Linked DNA regions of Mus musculus: regions 2 and 3 are each linked to region 1. A link is a loop called in an ENCODE intact Hi-C map of the cell type or tissue named here. Cell type or tissue: heart. All regions are shown on one strand. Region 1 has its middle 6.3 kb from the start of Ggt6. Region 2 holds the start of Gm51867 (a long non-coding RNA gene). Region 3 overlaps Gm34317 (a long non-coding RNA gene).

Region 1 (8,000 bases):
GCACATCTATGTATGCTTTTCTGCATGTACTTTGTGTTTTATGAAAACCTCGTTTTCTACACTAACATTGGCCATATCTCATAGAAGTTGAGACTAGAATAGAATAGCTGGTCAGTAGGTGATGTGTTTATAGCTAAAACGGGTCTAAAAGCTCAAGTGTGCGACCGCACAGCAGGATAACTGTAGGTAACAACCATGTATTATACCACTAATTATGTATGTATGAACCGGTTTTTTTTTTTTTTAGACAGTCTTTTTTATGTAGCCCAGCCTGTTCTCTAGCTTGAGATCCTCCTGCCTCAACTTCAGTGCTAGGATTACAGATGTGCACGACTTCATTTCAAAACTAGAAGGATTTGAATGTTTTTGTTTTGTTTTGTTTTTGTTTGGGGTTTTTTTGGGGGGGGGGGTTCGAGACAGGGTTTCTCTGTATAGCCCTGGCTGTCCTGGAACTCACTTTGTAGACCAGGCTGGCCTCGAACTCAAAAATCCGCCTGCCTCTGTCTCCCAAGTGCTGGGATTAAAGGCATGTGCCACCATGCCCGGCTGGATTTGAATGTTTTCATGACAAAGAATGTTTGTGGAGAAAAAGATTTTTACCCTCATTTAAACATTGTATAATGCATACATGTATCTAAAACATTACATAATATCACATTTATATAGTCTGTATTATCTTATCTCTAAAACTAATTATTTTTGTTTTTTAGAAAGGGAAGCTCTGGGTGTCCTGGAACTTGCTCTGTAGACCAGGCTGGCCTCAAACTCAGAGACTTCCAGACCACCTCTGCTTCCCAAGTGCTAGGACTGAAGGTAAAACACCAAGCCTGGCAATAATAAAGAATTTTTTTCCAATACAGAGTTTCTCGGTGTAATTTTGGCTATCCTGTAACTCACTCTGTAGACCAGGCTGATGGGTTCACAGAGATCCGACTGCATCTGCTTCCAGAGTGCTGGGGTTAAAGGCTTGCAACTCCACGCCTGGCCAAGCATATGTTAATTTTGTAAAAAGTAGTAGGTACAGGGGCTGGAGCGATGGCTTAGCCGTTAAGAGCACTTGATGCTCTTGATAATATGGGTTCAGTTTCCAGCACCTAAAAGGTGACTCACAACTGTCAGAACTTCATTTCCAGGGAATCAGATGCCTTCCTCTGGCCTCATTGGGCACAGGTACGCACTGCACATGGTACACATACATACATGCAGGCAAAACACTGATATACATTAAATTTTTCTTTTAAAAGAGATGCTGGGTACAGTCCCACATGCTTGCAATTGGAGCACTCAGAGCTCCTGGCAAGAGAGTTACAGGATCAAAGCTGCTTAGTGAGACACTTTTAAGAAACAAAACAAGGGGGTCAGCAGTTAGGAGCAGCCCCAAAACATACACTGCTCTTGCAGAGAACCTGAGTTCAGTTCCCAGCACCCATATTAGGCATCTCATTATTTCCTGTAAGTCCAGTTTTAGGGACCAACACCCTCTTCTCTTCTCTTCTCTTCTCTTCTCTTCTCTTCTCTTCTCTTCTCTTCTCTTCTCTTCTCTTCTCTTCTCTTCTCTTCTCCTCTCCTCTCCTCTCCTCTCCTCTCCTCTCCTCTCCTCTCCTCTCCTCTCCTCTCCTCTCCTCTCCTCTCCTCTCCTATGCATCCACCCTCTTGAACCCATATGCATGTACCCAAATACACAGATACACATCATTAAAAAGCAAAAGAAAAAAGAAAGCTGGGCATGGTGGCCCATGCCTTTAATTCTAGTACTAAGGAGGCACAGGCAGGTGGATTTCTGAGTTCAAGGTTGACCTGATCTACAGAGTTAAGTTCCAAGATGGCCAAGGCTACACAGAGCAACACTCTCTCAAAAATAAAAACAACAGAAAACAAACAAACAAATGATCAATAGCAAGAAAGACAGAAAGAGAGCTGGGCCGTGGTGGCACACGCCTTTAATTCCAGCACTGGGGAGGCAGAGGCAGGCGGATTTCTGAGTTCGAGGCCAGCCTGGTCTACAAAGTGAGTTCCAGGACAGCCAGGGCTATACAGAGGAACCCTGTCTCGAAAAAAAACAACAACAATAAAAGACAGAAAGAAAGAGAAAGAAAAAGAAAGAAAAGAAGGAAGGAAGGAAGGAAGGAAGAGAAAGAAAGAAAGAAAGAAAGAAAGAAAGAAAGAAAGAAAGAAAGAAAGAAAGAAAGAAAGAAAGAAGTTTGGGAAGTCAAGCATAGAAATATAATCCCTGTACTGAGGTGGTGGAGGCAAAAGGATTAGGAGTTCAAGGTCAGACTGTGCTGTCTGAAACATTGTCTCAAACAAAGCAAAATAAAACAAAAACGACAAGACAAAAGCAATCCCAGACAAGGCCCAGCGTTCCATCCTGAGCACTGCACAATGAAAACAAAACAGAGGGCTGGTGAGATGGCTCAGTGGGTAAGAGCACCCTACTGTTCTCCCGAAGGTCCGGAGTTCAAATCCCAGCAACCACATGGTGGCTTACAACCATCTGTAACAAGATCTGACTCCCTCTTCTGGACAGCTACAGTGTACTTACATATAATAAATAAATAAATCTTTTAAAAAAACAAAAAACAAAACAGAGACCCCCTTTCCCTGTTTAGGACAAGCCTGTCATTCCAACACTCCGGAGATTGAAATAGGGAGGCTGTGGGTTCATCAACAATCTAGGCTACATAGTAAGATCTTGCCTCAAAACTCTCTAAATAGCCAACTGTGGTGGTGCATGCCTTTGATCCCAGCACCAGGAGACAGAGGTAGACGGGTCCCTGTGACTTCTAGGCCAGCCTGGTCTACAGAGTGAGTTTCAGGACAGCCAGGGATAACACAGAGAAACTCTGTCGAGGGCAGTGGAGGGTTGGGGGTTGGACTAGGGCTCGGGGTGGAGTAAGTTCCGATATGCCATTGGGCACTAGCCTTTTCTTTTCTTTCTAACTTATTTATTTATTATTGTGCACACATGTACATGGAATGTATTTGTGGGAGATGCACATCACAGCATGTGGGGAAGTCAGAGACAATTTTGATCAGATCTGTTCTTTCACATTTACTCGGGGTCTGGGGATCATACTTAGGTATACACTGAGCCTTCTTATCTAAGTATTTATTTATTTAAGTTTTTTTTACTATTTTTGTTTTATGTGTATGTGCGTATGTCTCTCTGTGTGTTTTCACATATAAGTGCAGGAGCTTGAGGAGGAGTTAGGTTGTCCTGCACTTGGAGTTATAGGTGACTGAACTCGGGTCTTCTTTAAAAGGAGTATGGGTTTTTGAGCCATCTGTCAAGTCCTTTATTGAGGAAGGATCTCACTGTGTTAGCGTAGGCTGGCCTAGAACCTGTGATCCTCTTGCCTCAGCTTTCTAAGTGCTGAGTTCACAGCCTGTGCACTACCATGCCTAGCTTAAATCTTCTTACTTTTAGATCTGGAATATGGAAGTAAATGTTTGTTAGGTTTTGGCTGCTTCCTCTATGGTCTCCTCCCTGACACCAACAAGACCTTTCTACAGTGGGTTATTATTTCTCTTTTATCTTGGTGAGGGAAGAAATGTCTAGAAATTGGGAAGTGCAATCATATGAAAATTGGCCACAAGATGGCAGTGGCACACAGTGAGGCTTGGTTTGGGTGGAGCTTGGACCTGCCTGTCAAGAGGAAGTGCCTTCTACAGGCAACCTAGACAAAGTACTGCAGGGCCACCATCCAGAAAGGGAAAAGAGAGGGACCAGAAGGGGGATTTACACGTCTGGGTGAAGAGGACAAAGAACTGAAGGGCAACAGCGCCCTGGCCTCTCTAGAACTGTTGTGTGGTTAGACAGTACATTTTGTGCTGTGTATATTTACCACAAGAAACATCGAGAGGTGGGGAAGGACGCGCGCGCACACACACACACACACACACACACACACACAAATAACAATAATTTGAAAACAAGCCAATAAATTTCCCTAATTCACTCAAACTCGAGATTACTTAGAGTTAAAAAAAATTATTTCTACAAAAAAAATTATTTCTTGCAACTCCTTGTTCTGTTTGAGTAGGCAGCAGGTAATGGAAAAGGTGTGTGTAGGGGGTGGGGAGACAGAGAGAGAGAGAGAGAGAGAGAGAGAGAGAGAGAGAGAGAGAGAGAGAGAGAGAGAGAGAGAGGCAGAGACAGAGACAGAGACAGAGACAGAGACAGAGAAAGATGGAATTTATGTATCTGTTCTTGGGTTCTTTTCACTCCCTGCTTGGTGGCTTTTGTTTCCCCCAGAGCTGAAGCTGGCTGGAGGGGGAAGGAACAACGAAGCCCAAGCCACCACCACCCCCCACCCACCCCCCCATGAGTTGCACAGAGGTCTCCGGCTTTGTAAGTCACGTGGGTTTGGTACACAGCCGCCTCTAGGTGTTAAGTGGCTGCTGTGAGGGCCTACTTTGCCTCCAGGTGGCGCTCTTGGGAAACCTTTATTAGGGTTCTATTCTTGTCCTTCAGTCTGGCTCTCTTTTGTTTTATAGGATACAGTCATATTTCCACTCCCTGACAGATTTTAGAGGTGCTAGTTTTCAATCAGGCAACGTTCTTCACTTTATTATCAAAACTGTTACTAGTTAACAAGTCGTTTACCCATTGGAGTTTTTGTTTGTTTTTTTGTCTTTCAGGTAGTCTCACTATGTAGTCCTTGGAATTCATTCTGTAGACCAGGTTGATCCTCAAACTCACAGAGATCTGCTTGCCTCTGCCCCTGTCCCAGTGCTGGAGTTAAAGGTGTGTGCCACGACCTGTTTTTTTTTTTAATCAAATTTATTGAAGTCTACTTTGCATAATGTAAAATTCAGTGTTCATCTGTGCAACCATCAATCAACTCTACAGCCATTTTCAACATCCACAAAGTCACTCATACTCCTTTGCTTGCTTTTTATTAATATTTTCAACCTTTGGAAACTGCTGATATTATTTCTATCTCTAAACGTTTATAGGAATCATGTTTTGAGGGCTTAAATATTATAAAAGTCATATATCATACAGTGTGTACTTGTGTATATCTGGTTTCTTCCAATAGTATAGTCTTTAAGAAATTGAGATACATTTTTAAAAGAGTTACAATTAAATATATATGTATATATATATATATATATATATTTAAATAAATAAACAAAAGATCTAAGTGAATGGAGAGACATACCATGTTCATGGACCTGGAAACTCAATATTGTCAGTAGAGAACCATCATCTTGATAAATGGTCATCTTGTAGACTGTCATTCTTAAAAGATAATTCTAAAATCCAGTCCCAGATGTTTTTGAAAAAGAAATATGTGAGAAGACCAAAGCTATCCACTTTTTAAGACTTTTTACAAAGTTTCAGTAATCAATATGCTGTGTTTGCTGTATATTATAGACAGATAATGGTGGGGTAACAGTACAGAGCTAGGCTTGTTCATGGGGCTTTTGTTTGCTTTCAATGAAACAGTGTCTTGGTGGTAGCTCTGGTTGACTTGAAACCTGTTTTTAAAAATGTGTTTTGTTTAATTTTATTTATGTGTATGTCTGTATATATGTGTATGCACGTGTATGTAGGTACCCACAGCGGACAGAAGAGGGCATTGATCTGCTGAACCTGGAGTTAAAGGTGTTTGTGAGCTGTTTGTGGGTTCTGGGGTCTGAACTCAGGCCCTCTACAAGTTCTCTTAACTGCTGAGTCATCTCTTTAGAGTAATAATTATATTTTTTCCAAGTAATGAGTAAATTTCTTTGTGTGGTTTGGTTCCTTCCTTTCCTTTCCTTCCATTTTGAGACAGAGTCTTCTTTTCTTCTCTTTATTTTTTTATTTATTTAATGTATATGAATACACTATCAGCTGTCTTCAGACACACCAGAAGAGGGCATCAGATCCCATTAGAGATGGCTGTGAGCCACCATGTGGTTGCTGGGAATTGAACTCAGGACCTCTACTAGAAGGGTTTTAGAGCAATGTGTCAGTGCTCTTAACTGCTGAGCCATCTCTCCAGTCTTCCTCTCCCCCTTTTTAAAAAAATAATTTTGTCTTTGGGTTGTTGTTGTTGTTGTTTATTGGGGGTTTTGTTTGTTTTTAAATTTTTAAATTTATTTTATGTATGAGTGCTCTATCTGCATGTACACCTTCAGGCCAGAAGAGGGCATCAGATCCCATTATAGATGAGCCATCATATGATTACTGAAAATTGAACTCAGGGCTTCTGGAATTGCAGACAGTGCTCTTAATCACTGAGCCATCTCTCCAGGGTCTTCTTCATCCCAGGATGGTATCAAATTCACAGTGTAGCTGGACATGACCTTGAATTTCTAATCCTTTTCCTTCTGTTTCCTGGGTTTACAGACACGTGCCCCTATACTCAGTTGATGAAGTGGAGATTAAATGAATGCATGGCTTTAAAGTTTACTTAGTGTGTATGTGTGTTTTTGCCTGCAGGCATATCTGAGCACCATGTATGTACCTAACGCCTAAGAGAGGCCAGAAGTAGGCATCAGATCGCCTGGAACTGGAGGCACAGATGGTCATGAGCCAGCAAGTAGACGGATGCTGGGAATTGAATCTGTGCCTTCTGTGAGAGCAACCAGGACTCTTAACTGTTCTCTATCTCTCCAGCCCATAATGCAGGGTTTTGTGCAGACTAGGGGAGTATTCTACCAGCTGAGCTATATCCTCAGCCTACCTGGTGATTTTTAAATGGGTACTAGATGCTGTAAATTTTATGTTGCTGAGTGCTGTATTTTGATATACTCCTTTGTAGAGTGTTGGGTTTCATTCTGGCATGTTGTAAAACACTTGTGAATGCTCTTGATCCATTCAGACTTCCTTTGAAGCCTTATTATGGTAGGAAGACTTTATTTTGAGATTAATTAATTCTGCTACTAATGTGTGATCTTTCTGAGGACTCAATGCAGTGATTGATGGGTGACAAGAGCTTTTCATTAGACTATTTCTAGTCTTGTGTGAATTCCAGACATTTTTTGGCCTACTACTTTGTGACAACCCTTTTCCTGGCCTTGGGTATTTTGTTCTCACACAGGAGAGCATCAGTTCTTGGTTAACCCTCCAGCGTACTCTTGTGTAGACATCTGGAGGGTTTGTTTTTTTTTTTAACGATGCTTGTATTTTCTCAGTACGAAGGTTTTACAAATTGCTTTCCATTTAGAACTCCAGTCTTTTCCTCCGCAGCTCAGTGAGACTCCATGCTCTGTTTGGTATCTTCCTCATTGTATTGTGACCAAACATTCCTTGAAGCTCTGAGGCTAGGAGCTAGGATCTCACACAAATAATTTCTCTCTTCTCAGGGATCTGGGCGACCTGTTATTTAATGTCTAAAATCATGGCTTGTATATTTTCTCCATATTTCTTTCCTTTTCTGTTTCTCTTCATTGTTAGCCATTTTTCTAGATTTCTAATTTCTTTCAGGTGGACGATTTCTAAGGCAATCAATACCAGACATGGAAGTCACTTATTAGGTTTTTGAGACAGAAACTGGAGCCCAGCACAATGAGTTCTGTAAGCATCAAATAATAATTCTCTCCTGCCTGTTACGCCCCTGGTCACCTCTGTTCTATGTTTCTTCTTGTGCAGAAGAAAGTTTAATGCATGATGTCATTGTCTTGTGAAGGTGTATGAAGGAAGGAAAGAGGGCTGCTCCAGGGGGGGAGGGAAAGCTGAGAAGTCCTGCTGAGAGCATGGGTAGGACTAGGAAGAACTGCCAATAAAGACTCAGGAGCCAGAAGCTGGGGTCAAAGCCTGCTAATTCAGAGAGGCAGAGAGAGCACCCAGCTCATCTTCCTCCTCAGTCAACAGGAAGCTCTCCTCTCCATGGTGTCTCAAAACCCCTCAAACTGAATGTCCCTCCCATCTGCTTCCTGTGCCTCTCTCTATCCATCCTCCTGACTTCTTTTTATTCTCTATGGTTTTTTTTTTCCCTATGTTCTCTCACTGTCAACTTGGCCTCTTGACCTAAGGTTAACATTACTTAATCTTGTTTACAATAAACAGA
Region 2 (8,000 bases), 87 kb after region 1:
TCTTGAAAATGCCATCACGCAGCAAGAAGGGCCAGCCAAGGTAGCACACACACGCCTGGAGACCAGGACGCACCGGCCGAACGTGGAGCTGTGTCGAGATATTGCCCAGTATCGGCTGATCAAGGAGATTCAGGAGATCAACCACAATGTTGCCAGGTGGGCCGGCCTGTGCTGGGGTGTGACTTCAGCCCGCACTGTAAATTGCAGTGTGGGGGCACAGCAAAGGGTGCTGCTGGCTCTGTAGCATTGGAAGGATGCCTTCCTAGTTGTCAGGCCTGCTAACTCCAACCAAAGCAGCTGTCGTTCATGAAGCAGAGCTCAATGTCAAGACATTTTGTCATAATGTCCAAATCCAGATGTTAGGTAATATCTGCCATTTTAAGTGTTGGCTTTTCCTTTTCAGTGCTGAAAATAAAGCCTAGGGCCTTGGGTTTGCTATGCAAGAACTCTGTCGCTGAGTAAGATCTCCCAACTCTTGCTCTGAGACCAGTTCTTATTAAATAGGTTAGGGTGACCTTGAACTTTCTATGTAGCCCAGGCTGGCTCTTCAGTCATGACCCATCCTTTGAGCACTGGTATTAAAGGTGTATGCTGCTACTTCTACCAACATGTGTCATAAGCCTGGCTGTAGCCAGCAGCCAGGAAGCACTGCCTAGAGAAGCAAGGGAAATAAAAATATCAGTTTGACTGCATATCCAAGCACGTTCCCTCTCCCACTGGAACAAAGGATCCAGAGCATGTGATTATCCCTCACGCTGTTCTTCTCTCAGGTTAAAGGAAACCCTGGCCCAGGCTCAGACGCAGCTGAAGGCCCTGTACCGCAGGCAGCTGGCCCTGCAGGAGGAAATCCAGGTGAAGGAGAACACCATCTATATCGACCAGGTGCTGTGTATGGAGATGAGGAAGTCCATCCCACCTCGAGACGGCGACGACCATGGGGCCTGGGAGGGGGGCATCCGCGCAGAGGCCATCTGCTGATAGGAGCCATTCAGAGCCTTATTAAACTGCATCGTAAGACAAGAGTTAGCACAGAGCTCTCATTTCAGGTGGGTGGAACTTTGGGCAGCCTGCCGCAGCCTCTTGGCAGGACACCTCAGGCCGGCTTGGGTCTGTGACCTGGGGACAAGGTTCTGTTCTACTATGGTTGTTGGTGAGGAAGATACCTCACAATTTAATGCTAGGTGTCAGCACCAGACATAGGGATCGCAGAGGTCTTGGGGCCAGGGGATGGAGCCATTAGAGAGTCATCCTACTCTCAAGCTGGGGCTGGGTTTTCTATCCAAGGGATCCCTTCCTTTCTCATGGAATAGGATGCAATCCATTTGCCCTAGGAAGCTTAGATGCCCCCTCCCACCTCCTGGCAGTTCATCGCAAGTCCATGCAAGTGTCAGAATCAGATGAAAGAGAAGGCTGTTAGGAGAAGATAGGGCTCTCGCTTGTTTAGAGGTTTAAAGCTGAATCTAGCGGGCAGGGAGGAGGCAGCAGAATTGCTTGTGTCCGTGTCTGTGAAGTCAGAAAGGAAATGTCCCTGGCTCAAAGACCAGGAGAGGGTTCTGAAAGCAGCGGCCACGTGTGCTTGCTCTAGGATTCTACACTAAGAGCTGCTGCAGTTTCTGATCGACAGCTGGAAAAGACAGCAACCTGGGCTAGGAAGGCAGGTCTCTGCCCAGCCTGCATCTTTCAGCGCCCCCATGTGGTGGCAGGAAGTTTTATACTCCTTTAAGTTTTCCTTCCTGAAGAGAAACTCCATCGTTTCATGTTTGATTCTAGACTATTTAGTAGTCACTGCGTGTTTTTATTTTGTTGCATTTTTCACTCTAAAAAAATTAGCAGTAATAAAAAAGAAAAAATTAATTTGAGCTGTGGATTCAAATTCAAGCTATGGATTTGAATCTCTTAACAATGGTTAAGAGTAAAGGGGTCAAGGAATAGGCAAGATGGCTTAGGCACTTATGGCCAAGATTGAAGACCTGAGTTTGATTGATATCTGGGACCCACATGGTGGGAGAACTGACTCCCACTAGTGGTATTCTAACTTCTACACGTGCTCCATGGCCACTCCCCCCCCCCGCCCCACCCCAAACACACAGCTGGTGTATGTGCATGTAATAAAAAAAACAATTCTTTATAGAGACTAGGTGTTGGTGAGGATGGGGAGACAGCTCAGTGGGTAAAGTGTGGGTATAAGAACCTGAATTTGGATCCTGAACACCCATATGAAAAAAAAATCTATCCATGGCCGTGTGTGTGGTCCCAGTGCTGGAAGACGGAGGCAGGAGGATTCTGTCACTGGACAGCCGGTCTAGCCACACCAGTGAGCCCCAGATTCAGCAAGACACCCCCATCTTAAAAAAATAACAAGGTGGCGGCTGGAGAGATGGCTCAGCGGTTAAGAGCACTGACTGCTCTTCCAGAAGTCCTGAGTTCAATTCCCAGCAACCACATGGTGGCTCACAACCATCTGTAACAGGATCTGATACCCTCTTCTGGTGTGTCTGAAGACAGCTACAGTGGTGTACTTACATACATAAAATAAATAAATCTTTAAAAACAAAACAAAACAAGATGAACAGCAATAGAGGAAGAACTCTGATGTTGACCTATGACCTCTATATACCTGCATGGGTTCGCTCTCCCCCCCCCCCCCCACAGCCTAGCATTACTGTAGATGGAGTGAGATAGTCTGTGTTTAGAGCCCTGCCCTCAGCCTGTCTCAGAAGGAAGTAAATAACTACAAGCCTTTTGGAACACAACCCCCATGTTGCCACAATTCCAACTGCACAGGGATCAGTTTTTACAGTATTGTTTTCCTCCCAATTGTGTGTTGCAACCATGCTCCACATTGCTGCACCATTGCTACAACGATTACACACCTCCTGAAAGGTATGATTAAGCCATTTTCCACGTGGTCGCCATTGCTCTCCCAGAGAGAGCTCTGGCTGTCGACAGCTGCTTGGACTAAGTCGCCACGGCTGCCTCTGCTCTGTGTTAACTTTTGGAATCCTGACACCTAGTGGACAGTAGGTGGTGAGCACCAGCTCCAGCCAGAAAACCAGGAGACCTGGATTCTAGAACTGACCCTGCCAGAAATGTGTCTCTCCCTCTTAGGGTCACCAGTAGAATGAGAGGATTGAGTAGAGAGCCTAGAGGCCCTCCCATGTCTGACACTTCCTAGATCTGGGGCACTTCATGGGTGCACGAAACCATCTCAGGATACGGATCCCACTTCCAGGAGGTTAGGAGCTGGATATTTATTCTCTGCTATCAGCAAGTGACTGAACTGAAATGGAAAGACCCAATGCCGATTGGTGTTCTGTGACTCAACCACTCAGGGTCTGAACACCACCCTTCTGAATGCCTTCTCACACCCTGAGTAAGGTGTGAACTCTCTGCCTCAGGGCCCAGTGGAAAGTTTGTGGGCGCTCTGCTGCTCTGGTCCGGAAGGGCAAAACTATCTTCTTTTCCAACCGAGGGCAGACCTCAGAGCTTCTGCCGACTCAACACAGGGATGGGGCCCGACAACAACATTCTAGGAAACGGCCAGCACCGTTCTAGGAAAATCATCCCCAGGCTCTGAATTTGTTTAGTGCCAGGCTCTGCATTAGATACAGCGCAGAGCAGATCCGTGATCAGTCAGCCTGTGGAGGATCCAGAACATGTTTCACAGCTTCCTGAGCCTCAGTTTCCCCATCTGTAAAGAGGGATCATAAAACCCAGGCCAGACCAATAAAAAAAAGTCATGCAATGCAATTTGGGCAGGCATTGTGGGGAACATGATTTACATTTCTCCATATATAAATATGAAATCCAGGAGCACCACAATTCCCAGAGGGCAAACTTGTCTTTGTTCACTTTGTCACTTTCTGGCACTCGTCTGGAATGAGGACGTTTCAACCAAGAAAGTTGTCCTGGTCCATTTTACAGGGGACATCTGCAGTAGCCCGAGGCTGTCAAAATCTTGGTAGCTACCAAGTCCACCAGCTACAGTCCTCTCTACCCATTCAAACCAGATGTCTTTTCATGATAACGTAAGCCATATTCTTGATAGGTGCAGTGGGGATTCATCTTGTGAGGATAGTGAGTCCAAGGCCAGCCTGGGCTACATAGTCCAAGGCCAGCCTGGGCTACATAGTGAGGCACTATACAGAAAATAAGCAAGAACATTATTTGTAGGCAATAAAAATTTTAGATGCTATCCTTTAAGTCACGTGTCATTTAAACTTGAGCTTTGTTAAACAGGACTAAAGTTGAACTTGTCCATAATCAATACGAAAGAGAGAGAGAGAGAGAGAGAGAGAGAGAGAGAGAAAGTATTAAAGTTTCACCTTTTCATGGTTCGGTTAGCTCAGCAAGGAGTGGAACCGGGTTCCACTATGAGAGGTGACAGGTTGAGCTAAACAGAGGGGTGGAGGGCCAGGGATTTCCTGCATGGGATCAGTGACTTTAAAAGTGTCCTGATGGGGCTGGTGAGATGGCTCAGTGGGTAAGAGCACTGACTGCTCTTGGGAAAGTTCTGAGTTCAAATCCCAGCAACCACATGGTAGCTCACAACCACCCATAATGAGATCTGACGCCCTCTTCTGGTACGTCTGAAGTCAGCTACAGTGTACTTACATATAATAAATAAATAAATCTTAAAAAAAAATATGTCCCGAGAGCTTGCTGCTTCTTGCTGTCCAGTTTGGACATCATCTATGAATCCAAAACTGGCTTTTGTCATCCTCACTCTACCAGCTCCTTAACCTAGCATTCAAATTTTCCCAAAGTGTGAGAAATAATTGTCTACTCTTATTTTTTTCTGTTTGTTGTTGTTTTTTGGAGACAGTGTGTAGCCCTGGATGTCCTGGAACTCACCAAAATGGCTAACCCTTTCAGACCGACAGCCACTCGGTGCCAAGGTCTTGACTTCTAATCCAGCCATAAAGCATTTTCAAACAGGTTCATTTTACAGGCAGCACATTTACTTTGCACTACTACTGCAAATGGGCAATTAGAACTGTCTGTGTGGTAGGAAGCGATGATGAAGGTGAATATGCTGAAAACAAGGTCATAAAACTTAAAGCCAACTAAAACAGTGTAAAAAGCAGCGGTCTTATGAGCTGTGTGTCGGCTCACGCCCGTCACTTCAGCATCCACAGAAGACCCTCAAGCTGAGGACTCCCATCCAAAAGACCTGTTTGATAGCGTGTTTGGAGGTTCTAGCAGGTGAACATAGCTACCCTTAACTGAAGGCTGGCCCTCCTGCATTCAGGGAAGGTTGTGAAGAACATGGAGTTGTGAGGGAGGAGGGGGACACCTGCCTAGCCAGATAGATCAGCTTAATCAACCCTGGCAATCAGTGGAGTGACACATGTTGCAATCAGATCTCGTCCAGAAAGATCTATTTGAAATTAACACTCACCTTTCATGTTGGGGTCCAGGCGTCACTCCACAAACCACAGGAACACGGATCTCAGTCTCACCGGGATAGTCTGTCGAGCGTTTCCCCCCGGAGTGATCGATCAGGGATGCAGACTGCAACTCTGTGCCAGGATCCTATAGAGATTTTAAGCCTGAAATTCACAGACATCTGTGCCAAGTTATTCAGGATTTAGGAATAGGGCATTTCCTTAGGAATATGTCTTTGCTGGGCATTGAACTGTGACAGGGACTTGCCTTGTCTAACATTCATATCTTAATTTGCTGCCCAGGATGTCAGTACCCATGTAGATGACTCTTTCTGCCAAGTAGGACATCAGTTCCCAGGGAGATTGCGGGAGCTTGAAACTGTACTTGACACCTACTCAAAATGGAAGTCTTATTCCAAATGGCTTCTTACATTGGTGCAGGTGTCTCTCTTATGTTGGGGTCCATCCCAGGAGCAGCTTATAAAAGCAAAAATCATAAACTTCGTACACAGGTGCAGGAAGTGCTGCTGGGCGGTTGGTTCGGGTCCAAGCTTATTGTGGCTAACTGTACAAAGCAGTTCTAACTGACCTGTAATGTGACTGGTTTCCAAGGACACCAAGGCACAGAGCATAACAGAATATGCAATCAACTGGGGAATGAGAAAGTTTCTTAGTAACAGCAGAAGATGGTAGGCTAAACCGGCAGCAGTAACCCAGGTCTTGGCATTTCATGTGTCTGTGTTGTTGTTGTTTTTGCTGTTGTTTTGAGACATGGTTTCTCTGTGTGGGTCCAGGCTGTCCTGGAACTTGCTCTGTAGACTAGGCTGGTCTTGAACTCAGAGATTCACTGGTCTCTGCCTTCTGAGTGCTGGGATTAAAGGTGTGTGCCCCCACTACTCAGCTTTTAAATGGTTATTCTTAAACAGAGATTTAGAGAGGGGGGCAGAAAGCTTCATAACCCATGTTCCCCCCACCCCCATCCTCACCCCTGAGTTTCCAGACAACTGCCCTGAGGTCACTTTCCAGCTTCCAGAGGTTTTCTTCTCTGAGAACCATGCAGTGCACACAGAAGGCTGCTCAGCCACACTTGTGTGGCCAAGTCTGCCCTCTCTGGAGCTAAGCTGTTCATCAACTGCATCTTAGGAATCAGGAGTTTGAAAAGGAAGCACACAGAAGGTGGGAGCACCCAAAGGGCTCTGGAGAGAAGCGAGCCTCTCTGATCCTTTCATGCAGAGTTCACCACCAGTCCTTTCTGTAAATGCTCTTTCTTAGTTGAAGCTTCTAGAAATTTCTATCATTTTCTCCTTTAAGATGTTAACCAATACATGTTGAAGGGAACACAGTGAATGGCCCTGCTGAGATCAGACAGTATGGGGGACATTGCTGCTTATCTGAAGCATGCTCCATGGAAACAGCAGGTATCATCTTGCTCTGTTCCCCACTGTGGGACGTTTCCTCTTCCTCCACATGACCTGGCAGCCCCCAGCCTCCTCTTTTCTTCCCACCACAGTTGACTGGGCCAAGGAGAGGCTGCTACTAAATACTGGGTCAAGAAGCCCCTCTCCCGAGGAATTTGGACTTGGGAAAGAAAAGCCACCGTTCCATCTGGCTGCCCTTCTGGGTAGAGGCTCTGGAGCGTGGATGACAGCTGTTGTCTGTTATGTGAACCAGAAACAGAAAGCCAGTTAATGATGGGAGAGAAAAAGTGGCAGCCAGTGTACCAAGAAAAGTGACAAGAGCAGGCCACACCCCCACCAGTACAACTCCCTGTCCTCAGCTCCAGTCATTTTCTGAAGCCCCTGGTTCTGAGAGACCCTCAGTCCTCTCACACTGACTGCCCCCGCCCCCCCATCAGTGACTCCGAATGAATTTTCATGGCTCTGACACAAAGAGCTGTGGCAGGCTATGGTTGCCTGGCTGCCTGACAGGGGTGGTGTGTGTGTGTGTGTGGGGGGGGGGGCAGCATGCTGGGGGTAAGGCCACTCTTGAGTGTGGTGTTGATAAGTAGATGTAACTTGGTGGGAATGGAGGGGACATTCCACACAGTGGTACAACATACACAAAATCAAAGGGTTAGGAAGGGCTGAATCTGTTACCAGACTATCGAAGAGTTGGGTGTTTTGAGGTCCCTAGGAATTATTTTACAATCTCAAATATAAACCAAGTAGGGGGTATGATAGGCTTATAGGTATAGTGTTGCACATGAATGTGGCCCCTGACACTGAGACATGCTTGACGTGTAGTGCAGTATGTGATTTCCATTTTATAGGTGGGAAAACTGAGACCTGGGAGGGCACCAACATAGGATTCAAACTCAGGCTGCAGGCCCTTTACAACCATAGCGGAATTCCGTAGCAAGGAATGATGCCGTGTGGAAAAAGTGTGGCATGGTTGGTAATTGGCTCCTTGTGACTCAGATCTCAGATTTAGAGTCTGAGTTTAAAGTTTCCAGATCCAACCTGAGACTTTAATACCTTAATCCTGGGGAGTGACTTGAGGCCTTAATATCTTAATCCTGTCGAGTCTGTTTCCCAGGATGGCTTAAACTCCCTACCTTTAAATTTGCTGTAAGTTTGGAAAGGGGTGAGTGACCACAGGCCCCAGGTGAGTGAA
Region 3 (8,000 bases), 59 kb after region 1:
GCCTCTGGCCACCCCATGAAGAGTGGGTCAGAGGCTTGGATGCCCACCCAGGGATGACCTGACTGACCAGAGAATAGGTAAAACTCTGGCGGGGTGTGGGCTTCCCCCCACCTTCCCCTGGGCCCCCCTTTTTAGTTCCCAACACTTGAGTTTCTTGAAAGGATAAATGTCTAGCTCCTGTGTGACCACAGAGAAGTGCAGCCGCACCCGGCTCCCGGTTGTTCGCAGGCACTTTTTCTCTGGGTGCTCTAGAATCCTCTCTTCACTCTGAGTACTCCGAGGTTTGTGCTGATGCCTCTTGACCTTTATTTGAGTCTCCATTTAGATGTGCCAGACACAGAGTGGGCCTTTCAGTCTGTAGGTGCTTGGGTTTTTTGTTTGTTTTGTTTTGTTTTGTTTTGGGAAATGATACTTTAACAGGCCTTCAGTCCTTAGCACAACTGGAGGTATTATTCTGATCAGACCCCAGCACATAGACCCAGTAACTATCAAAATGGGAACAAGGACCGAATCTATCAAAGACCTAGATGGACTAGTTCCAGGATCGAAGGAAGTCCCTAAATCTTTACCTTTTGCCTTTCATAGTTCTTCTTCTCATTAAGTATTCTTACTAATCAAAGTGTGTCAATCAAGATGTGGGTTTTGTGTACATAAAATACAAAGGGCAGTGAGGATCCAGACTACATGATTTGGGCAAATTCTCTGTGCAAATTCACTGGCCGGCAATACAGACTTTCTATTTACCTTTAAGATTGTCTATGTGTGTTCTCTGTTGGAATTACTGCACAATAATGCTGTTTTTATTATAATTTCCTTCATTTTTACCTCTGCTCTTTACTAAAATATTTTTAGTTGTGAACTGGGTTTTTTTGGGGGGGCAATTCTTTATTTTTATCTTTCTTCAGTTGTAACAAGTTGAATATCTCTAACCTGAAAGTTTAAAACCTGGCATTAGAGCCCCCTGTGACACTGACATTGGAGCATTTCATAATTTAGAAATTCAGATTAGGGATTTTTAATCAATGTAAATATTCCAAAATAGGAAAGCCCCCACCCCGAAACACTCACCCTAAGCATTTGGAATAGTAACGTCGCCACTGTGAAATGTCACCACTGTGTTGATCAGATCTCTGTTATTGTGACAAAATACTGGAGATAATCACTTATAATGAGCAAAGGTTTATTTTGGTTCACTGTATCAAAAGTTTCAGTCTGTGGTCATTGGTCCTTGGAACTTTGGGTCTGGAGCAACACAGTGTGTTCTGACAGCAATGAGGGAGGGAGGAGTGATACAATGTATTATGATGGGGATGCATGCATGGTAAAGGTGCATGGAAGAGTGGAGGAGAGAGAGAGAGAGAGAGAGAGAGAGAGAGAGAGAGAGAGAGAGAGAGAGAGAGAGAGAGAGAGAGAGAGAGAGGAAAGAGAGAGGAGAGAAAGAGAGGAGAGAAAGGAGCCAGAGTTCTAGTATCACCTGCAAACAGCATGTCTCCAGTGTCCTATTTTCTGCCATTAAATCTCACCTCCTAAAGGTCTCATGCTTCTCAACAGTGCACAGAGTAGTCTTTGGGGAAACATTACAAACCAAACCAAAATTGCCGCCGCCTCCTCCTCCTCCTCCTCCTCCTTCTTCACTTTTTGAGATGATAATATCATTACATCATTTACCCCTTCCATTTCTTCCCTCTAACCCTTCCCAACTCAAATGCATGGCCTCCTTTTTTTTTCTACAAATGTGTATGTGTGTGTAGGTATGTGTGTATGTGTACTCTCAAATAAATAAACACAGCCATCTCAGTTCATATAATGCTACATGTATGTATATTTTCAGAGATGCTCATTGGGTCTTGGTAACTAAGTGGTGTGAGCTGGAGTGTCAGGCCCTTGGCCAGACTCATCACTTCCCTTCTTTTATTCTCTTATGGGTTCATGCTTCCTTCATGCCTTTATTTGCCACTTGTCGGGGTTCTAGAAGGATTCTAGACAGTGAGCAGCCTACCAGGCTAACTCAGGGAGAGTTGTATTCCAAAATCAGATTTGACTGTCTTGCTTGAAGAAGGATGGGCAAGATATACCTTCTCAATCAATTCTGCACATGCCTTCCATGGTAAAGTTCCCAGGAGATGGGTCAACCCATGACACTCCCAGGGACAGACACTATACCCACTACATAGAGTTGTCACGAACTAATCCAAATGAAATGCTTTGCGTAGTGCCTGGCATCTGATCGTTCTAGTGACAGTAATTATAAGGATTCTTAAAATCCTGGGATGAACATAAGAATTCTGGGAACTTGGGCAAAATTCTGTGTATCCTAGACTCAGCCCTGATGCCAGAAGCAACCTTTTGAAGGGTTGGGGTTTTGTTTTGTTTTTGTTGTCTGTTTGTTTATTTTGGAAGCCTACCAGTAGGTGAAGCTCAGGGCTCTGAGGGTTCCACAGTGAAGAAGAAAGTCCATTCTCACAGGGTGTTGGCTGCTATTACATTGTTTCACTTGCTAATTAGTTTAAGCTTCACTTGGAATGGTCCCACTCTTTGACTCGAACCTGTCTCCTTGCAATTCAGCAGTTAGTGTCCTTTCAAAATTTCCACCCTTAAATTTTTCTCTACTCATCTCATCTTTTTACAAGGTAAAAACCTCTCTAACTTGTAACAAAGTTAACTGGGCTATTCTGTTTACTAATTGCCTAGAAATATCTACTGTTCATCCAGCCAGGTTTCCCATTCCTCCTATTCCCCTCCAGACAGGGTTTCTCTGCAGCCCTGCCTGTCCTGGAACTCAGTTGGTAGACCAGGTTGGTCTCAAACTCAGAGATCTGCCTGCCTCTGTCTTCTGAGTGCTATGGTCAAAAGCATAAACCACACCTTGCTTCACCCTGCTGGTTTAAAAAAATTATTTAAAAATGTGGGGGGTGGGGCAGGGCGGGGTGGGGGCGGGGTATGTGCACAGGAATGCAGGTGCCCACGGAGACCAGAGGGGACACTGGATCCCCTAGGAGTTGGAGTTCCAGGAGACTCTTGATGTGGATGCCGGAAATCGAATTCTGATGTTTTGTAAGAATAGTATGTGCTCTTCACTGCTGAGTCATTTCTTCAGCTTCCAGCAGACCAGTTTAAATCTCAACCCCACACCAAAGATCTCTGTGTCCAGTGGGCCAACAGTCCTCTAGGCGCTCAGTTCCTCATCTGTCAAATGAAGATAACACTAATAACATCTAAACACACTGAGCTGTTCTGAGGATTGATGAGGTAACTGGTCCTGCACAGAGTTCATGAAAACTGACCACCACCGTCGTCCTCTTTCCCAATTTAGCCCCCCCTGCAAACCTCGGAGTTCCAGGCACTGCAGGAGGTGATGCTCCGTACGTGTGGGAAGCTCTTCCAACGGCTGAGGCAGAGGAAATATGATCTTGATTTTGTTTGTAGCTTCTACTACACTGCATAGCAACAGACCAACAACCAAATACAGCTGGCCTGCCTTCAGAGGCTGGCAGCTTGCTTTTTAAACAACCTGTCGGAGAGACTTAAAAACCATTCCTGAAACGTCTAGTTTTATATCACACCGAGACACCTGTTGTAGTGAGGGTGGTATTTGATGCTCGTTTTTCTCAGAGTGGCTCTCATCACAAAAATACTGATTACAAATTTCCTTCCTCCCTGCTCCTGAAAGGGGATTAGAAACTAGCCACCATAGTGCCCTCTAGTGAATTGTAGTGATTTCCTAACATTTGGAAGAGGCATCCCGTCCCCTCATCCTCTTCTGGATCATTAATTAGCACAACCAGCAGGAAAGAAGCTAGCTTGGCCCAAAAGGATGGCTTGGGACATTTTTGTTGGTGCTTACAGAAGCCCTTGAAGGGGTTGCTCTTCTCACACTTGACTGATGGAGACAAATGAGAAAGCGTGTGACTGACCAGAACTCCATGGGACTGACCAGGACTCCGTTCATTATTTGTTATTGATATTATTGGGCTCTCTGGAAGATACAATGTTGCTACATAAACAAGACTCTTTAAATGACCTCATTTTCAGCCGCTTGAACTGTGAGGTTTTAGAGAAGTAGCTCTTCCATCTGTTGGGTCCATGGACTCCGTCACTCTAGTTTCCTGCAGGCTCACAACGTTCCCAATAGTTTAGGAGTGAAGAGAGCAGCCTCTCTAAGAGTTACTGTTAGCACCAGCAAAAATGTCCCCCAAACATCCCTTTGGGCAAGTGCAGCCTTTTCGAGATGGATAAAGTTCCAGAAGACAGCCAGGACCCACCCTCGCCTCTCTACGCCATCACGGCAGGTTATTTTGAGCCACAAGCTGTGGAGGAGCTTTAGTTCAGGAAACTTCTATGTCTCTCTTCTCTCCCGGATAACAGGAGGATTTCTCCTGACCAGCCAGCCAGAACTCTTCCTGCTGGTGCAGGGAAGTCATCCTGAGATGTGTCTGCAGAAACAGAGCCAAATGACAGAGCTCTTGCTTTTCCCAGTATGTTTCCCAGAACGTCTGAGGTCCCTATCCCTTCCCTTAGGGCTAGTCACTTTGTAACAGTGCCTTCTGTGAAAAAGATATGTAAGCTGCCCCTGCCCTCAGTCTAAGTGCTATTTGCTAAAGTGTGTGTGTGTGTGTGTGTGTGTGTGTGTGTGTGTGTGTGTGTGTGTGTGTGTCTGTCTGTCTGTCTGTCTGTCTGTCTCTGTCAGAGAAAGAGAGAGAGAGAAAGAGAAAGAGAGGGAGACACAGAGAGAGTCAAGGTCTTGATTCACTGATTTATTTTTTAAGACAAGTGTCACTATGTAGCTTAGACTGGATGGGACCTTGCTCTGTCGTCCAGGCAGGAACTTGAACTCAGGATTCTCCTGCTTGAGCCTCTTAAGTGCTAAGATTCATGTCTGGCTTTGACTTTGTGTGGGTGAAGCTTCCAGGCATGCTAATATTACATTAACATTAATACCAACAAACTATACGGTTCTCCTTTTACTAATATAATTTCCAGGTTCCCCAGTCACTGAGGGAAGGAGATGAACTTCCCTCATCCCGTGGTGAATATGATCCCATGTGTGGAGCTGACTATGAGAGGGACAGTGGTCTCCACTCTCCATGGAAACTCCTCTCCGTGGGTTCTGCTTTTTGGCTGTTTGATCTTCATCAGCCTCAGCTGCTGTGCCCCATGAATGGCAAAAGACAAACTAACCACACAACAGCCCCATGCATCGTTACCCTGCCTCCTCTTGACTTTCAGGCAGCTTTATGTGCCTCTGAGATGTTAATCCCCGAGGCTGAAATCCAAGCTGGTTTCCCCTCAGAGCTGCCAGGGCCAGCAATGGTGATGAGCAACCAGGCACTGCGATTCTTCTAGAACACAAGGGATCTATTCACCGGGCACTCAGGCACAGCACAAAACACCATTCTTGAATCTCATCAGCAAAGGAAATGGGTCTAAGCGCAAAGACAACCTTAGAATCATGTTCTGCTCCCTGCTGCAAAGGGAAACCCAAGGGAAGGGAGGCCACAGGAAGGAGAGAGCGAGTACCCGTTCTGGAGCTGGACTGGGCAGGTGTGCAGTGGAGTCTGGGACAAGCAGCCTGTGGCTGGGATGCAGATCTCCCGCCTCCTTTCGGAGAGATGTTGCCAAGGTTCAGCAGCAGGCCCTTCAAGGCTGTCAGGAGACAGGAGACAGTGCCAAAAAGCACAAGAAGACTCATATTTGTATTTTCCATGGTCTGGACCACAGATTGCCTGTCCCACGTGAGTGCCAGGAGACAAGTATTTACTAAGAGCATGTGTTCAACATCCTGAGCAGTACTTTAAAATAGAACATCACAAACAGTCCTGATTCACCCAGCTAGAGCATCTATAATTACAGTTTAAGGTGACTGGCAATAATTAGCATATAACCTTTACTAATAAGTTTTGATTTTACAATACCTTTCACAACTCTAGAGACCACGCTGCGGCTGAACCTTTGGAGGAAAAGCTGGTTCACAGCAGGATTCACTACCATCTCGATCTGCTGGACACCTGGTCTTTGGGTCTGGTCAATGTGCCAGAGAGAATGTCTTCATAAAGAATGAGGATAATTCAATGTCCAGCACACTTTTGAGTGTGGATTTTTTTTAAGGATTGTTAGACACAAACTTTATGGGAAAAAAATTCTTCAAGGGGGGTAAAAGCTCTCACATTTTTTCCCCAGAAAGATTCAATTATCTGCATTATAAAATACAGCCCAGAGCTGGGTGTGGTAGCACATACCTGAAACCCTACCTCTACTTGAGAGGTAGAGGCAGGTGCATCTCCCTGAGTTCAAGACCACTCTGATATACACCGAAAGCTCCAGGCCAGTCAAGAAAGCATCATGAGACTTTATCTCAAAAAACAACAAAACAAAAAGACGGGCTGGGGAGATGGCTCAATGCTTAAGAGCACTTACTGCTCTTGCAGGGGTCTTGGGTTCCATTCCCAGGACTCACATTAAGCAGTTCATAATTGCTTGTAACTCCAGTTCTACAGGGTCTCTGATGCTCTCTTTTGGCCTCCAAGGGTACCTTCACAATCATGGTGCATGTAAGGTTATGCAGGCACACACACACACATTACACATTAAAAAGTCTTTAGCTGGGAGGTGGTGGTACATGCCTTCAATACTAGCACTCAGAAGGCAGAGACAGACAGATCTCTGAGTTCAAGGCCAGCCTGCTGGTTTACATTTCCAGTTACAGGATAGCTAGGGCTACACAGAGAAACCTTGTCTCAAAAAAAAAAAAAAAAAGCCTTTAAAAATCTCCAAATATAGTTGCTTAATTCTGTGTGTGTGTGTGTGTGTGCGCGCGCGCACATATGTGTTAAAATTGGCTCATTCATTTTAAAACAATACAAGTTGTCTATTTTATGCCAGGTCATATGTCTTGTCAGTATTGGCCTAATTACCATCTCCAAGGCAATGTTCAGTGAGTATAATGATGTATTAATTTATTTACATTAATAAATTAATTCCATTGATTTATTAATCAATATATTTAATCTAATAATTAGATTTATAGGATTATATAAAATAATAGTATATTGACTGTATGTGATATAGTTCCCTATGACTAATCAAAGGTAGATTCATTTCAGAAGAAATCTCCCCCCAACCCCCAAGACAGAGTTTCACTGTAGCCCTGGCTATCCTAGAACTTGCTCTGTAGACTAGGCTAGCCTCAAACTCAGAGATCTGCTTGCCTCTGCCTCCCAAGTGCAGGGATTAACGGTGTGCACCACCACCACTACCATAGGCCTTAGAAGGAGTTCTTGCCTTTCTTTTCTTTCGTCCTCTATAGAACTAGAAAGGAAAGTTCTTTGCCTTGGGCTGGAGCGTTGGCTGGGTGATTAAGAGCTCCAGGTTCAGTGAGAGATCCCGTCTCAAAAAATAAGTCGAGGTTCTCAACAGCACCGTGGGAAGCCAGCCAGAGGCAAAGGAACTTGCCCTTCAACCAGGCACGGCTGTGGCAGCGATCCCCTCATAAGAATTATGTTTATTTCCTATCATTTATCTTTTGCTCTTGCATGCGTGTGTCATGCTGGTTTTGCTCTTGTTTGTGTATGGCTCATCTAGATGGCAGGACTGTCGCTTATGTTTCTTTACACAGCTTACTGAAACACAGTTTCTCTCTACTCAGAGGCTGTGAGCCACTGCGTGGGTGCTGGGAATCGAACTCGGATCTTCTCTTAACTGCTGAGCCATCTTTCCAGGTCCGTTACCCCTTTCTTATTACTGGGTCTTTTCTTTCTCTCATCCATACACCCTCATAGTTTTACTTCTCAATTACAGATGTCCATAGGTTTAATAATCTCGAAACTCTGTGGGCCATAACGGCATTCCAACTTGCCCTCCCGGCTACATTATCACTTCAATTATTTGCTTTTAAAATTTGGTTAGATCCTTCACACTTCTTCCCCACTCTTCTTCCTCTCACTCCTAATCTTATTAGTTAAATTTAGATGAGCATAAACCATCGTATCCTTGTTTGTTTATCC

The links. A loop is a pair of places that touch in the nucleus more often than their neighbours do. Peaks named below come from ENCODE experiments on the same cell type or tissue, not always from the same donor. Only the 100,000 strongest peaks of a DNase experiment are listed, where the experiment ranks them.
Region 2: it touches region 1 in a loop (7-fold over the local background); 38 of 42 quality-filtered maps call a loop at or near these places.
Region 3: a loop joins it to region 1, with 6 times the contacts of the local background. A loop is called at or near these places in 10 of 42 quality-filtered maps.

What each region holds. Positions count from the first base shown.
Region 1 is chr11:72,425,220-72,433,219 of GRCm38, reverse strand. No RefSeq gene overlaps it. Among named protein-coding and RNA genes, the nearest start is that of Ggt6, 6.3 kb to the left of the region's middle. In heart, CTCF peaks have their summits at 3,589 (motif pointing right), 4,440 (motif pointing right), 5,930 and 6,129 (motif pointing right); DNase peaks (open chromatin) are centred at 3,659 and 4,409; H3K4me3 peaks cover 783 bases; H3K27ac peaks cover 686 bases.
Region 2 is chr11:72,337,742-72,345,741 of GRCm38, reverse strand. Tekt1 (tektin 1) reads left to right here. Exons shown (of 8, transcript NM_011569.3): 7 at 1-156; 8 at 771-1,025. The coding sequence ends at 978. Gm51867 (a long non-coding RNA gene) reads right to left here and starts at 6,072. Exons shown (of 3, transcript XR_003949578.1): 1 at 5,819-6,072; 2 at 5,402-5,535; 3 at 152-652. In heart, CTCF peaks have their summits at 1,695 (motif pointing left) and 3,017 (motif pointing left); a DNase peak (open chromatin) is centred at 3,001; H3K27me3 peaks cover 1,408 bases.
Region 3 is chr11:72,365,774-72,373,773 of GRCm38, reverse strand. Gm34317 (a long non-coding RNA gene) reads right to left here. Exons shown (of 7, transcript XR_003949575.1): 5 at 5,518-5,643; 6 at 3,328-3,437; 7 at 2,919-3,186. Among named protein-coding and RNA genes, the nearest start is that of Gm34317, 7.9 kb to the right of the region's middle. In heart, a CTCF peak has its summit at 3,698 (motif pointing left); no DNase peak of the experiment used is centred here.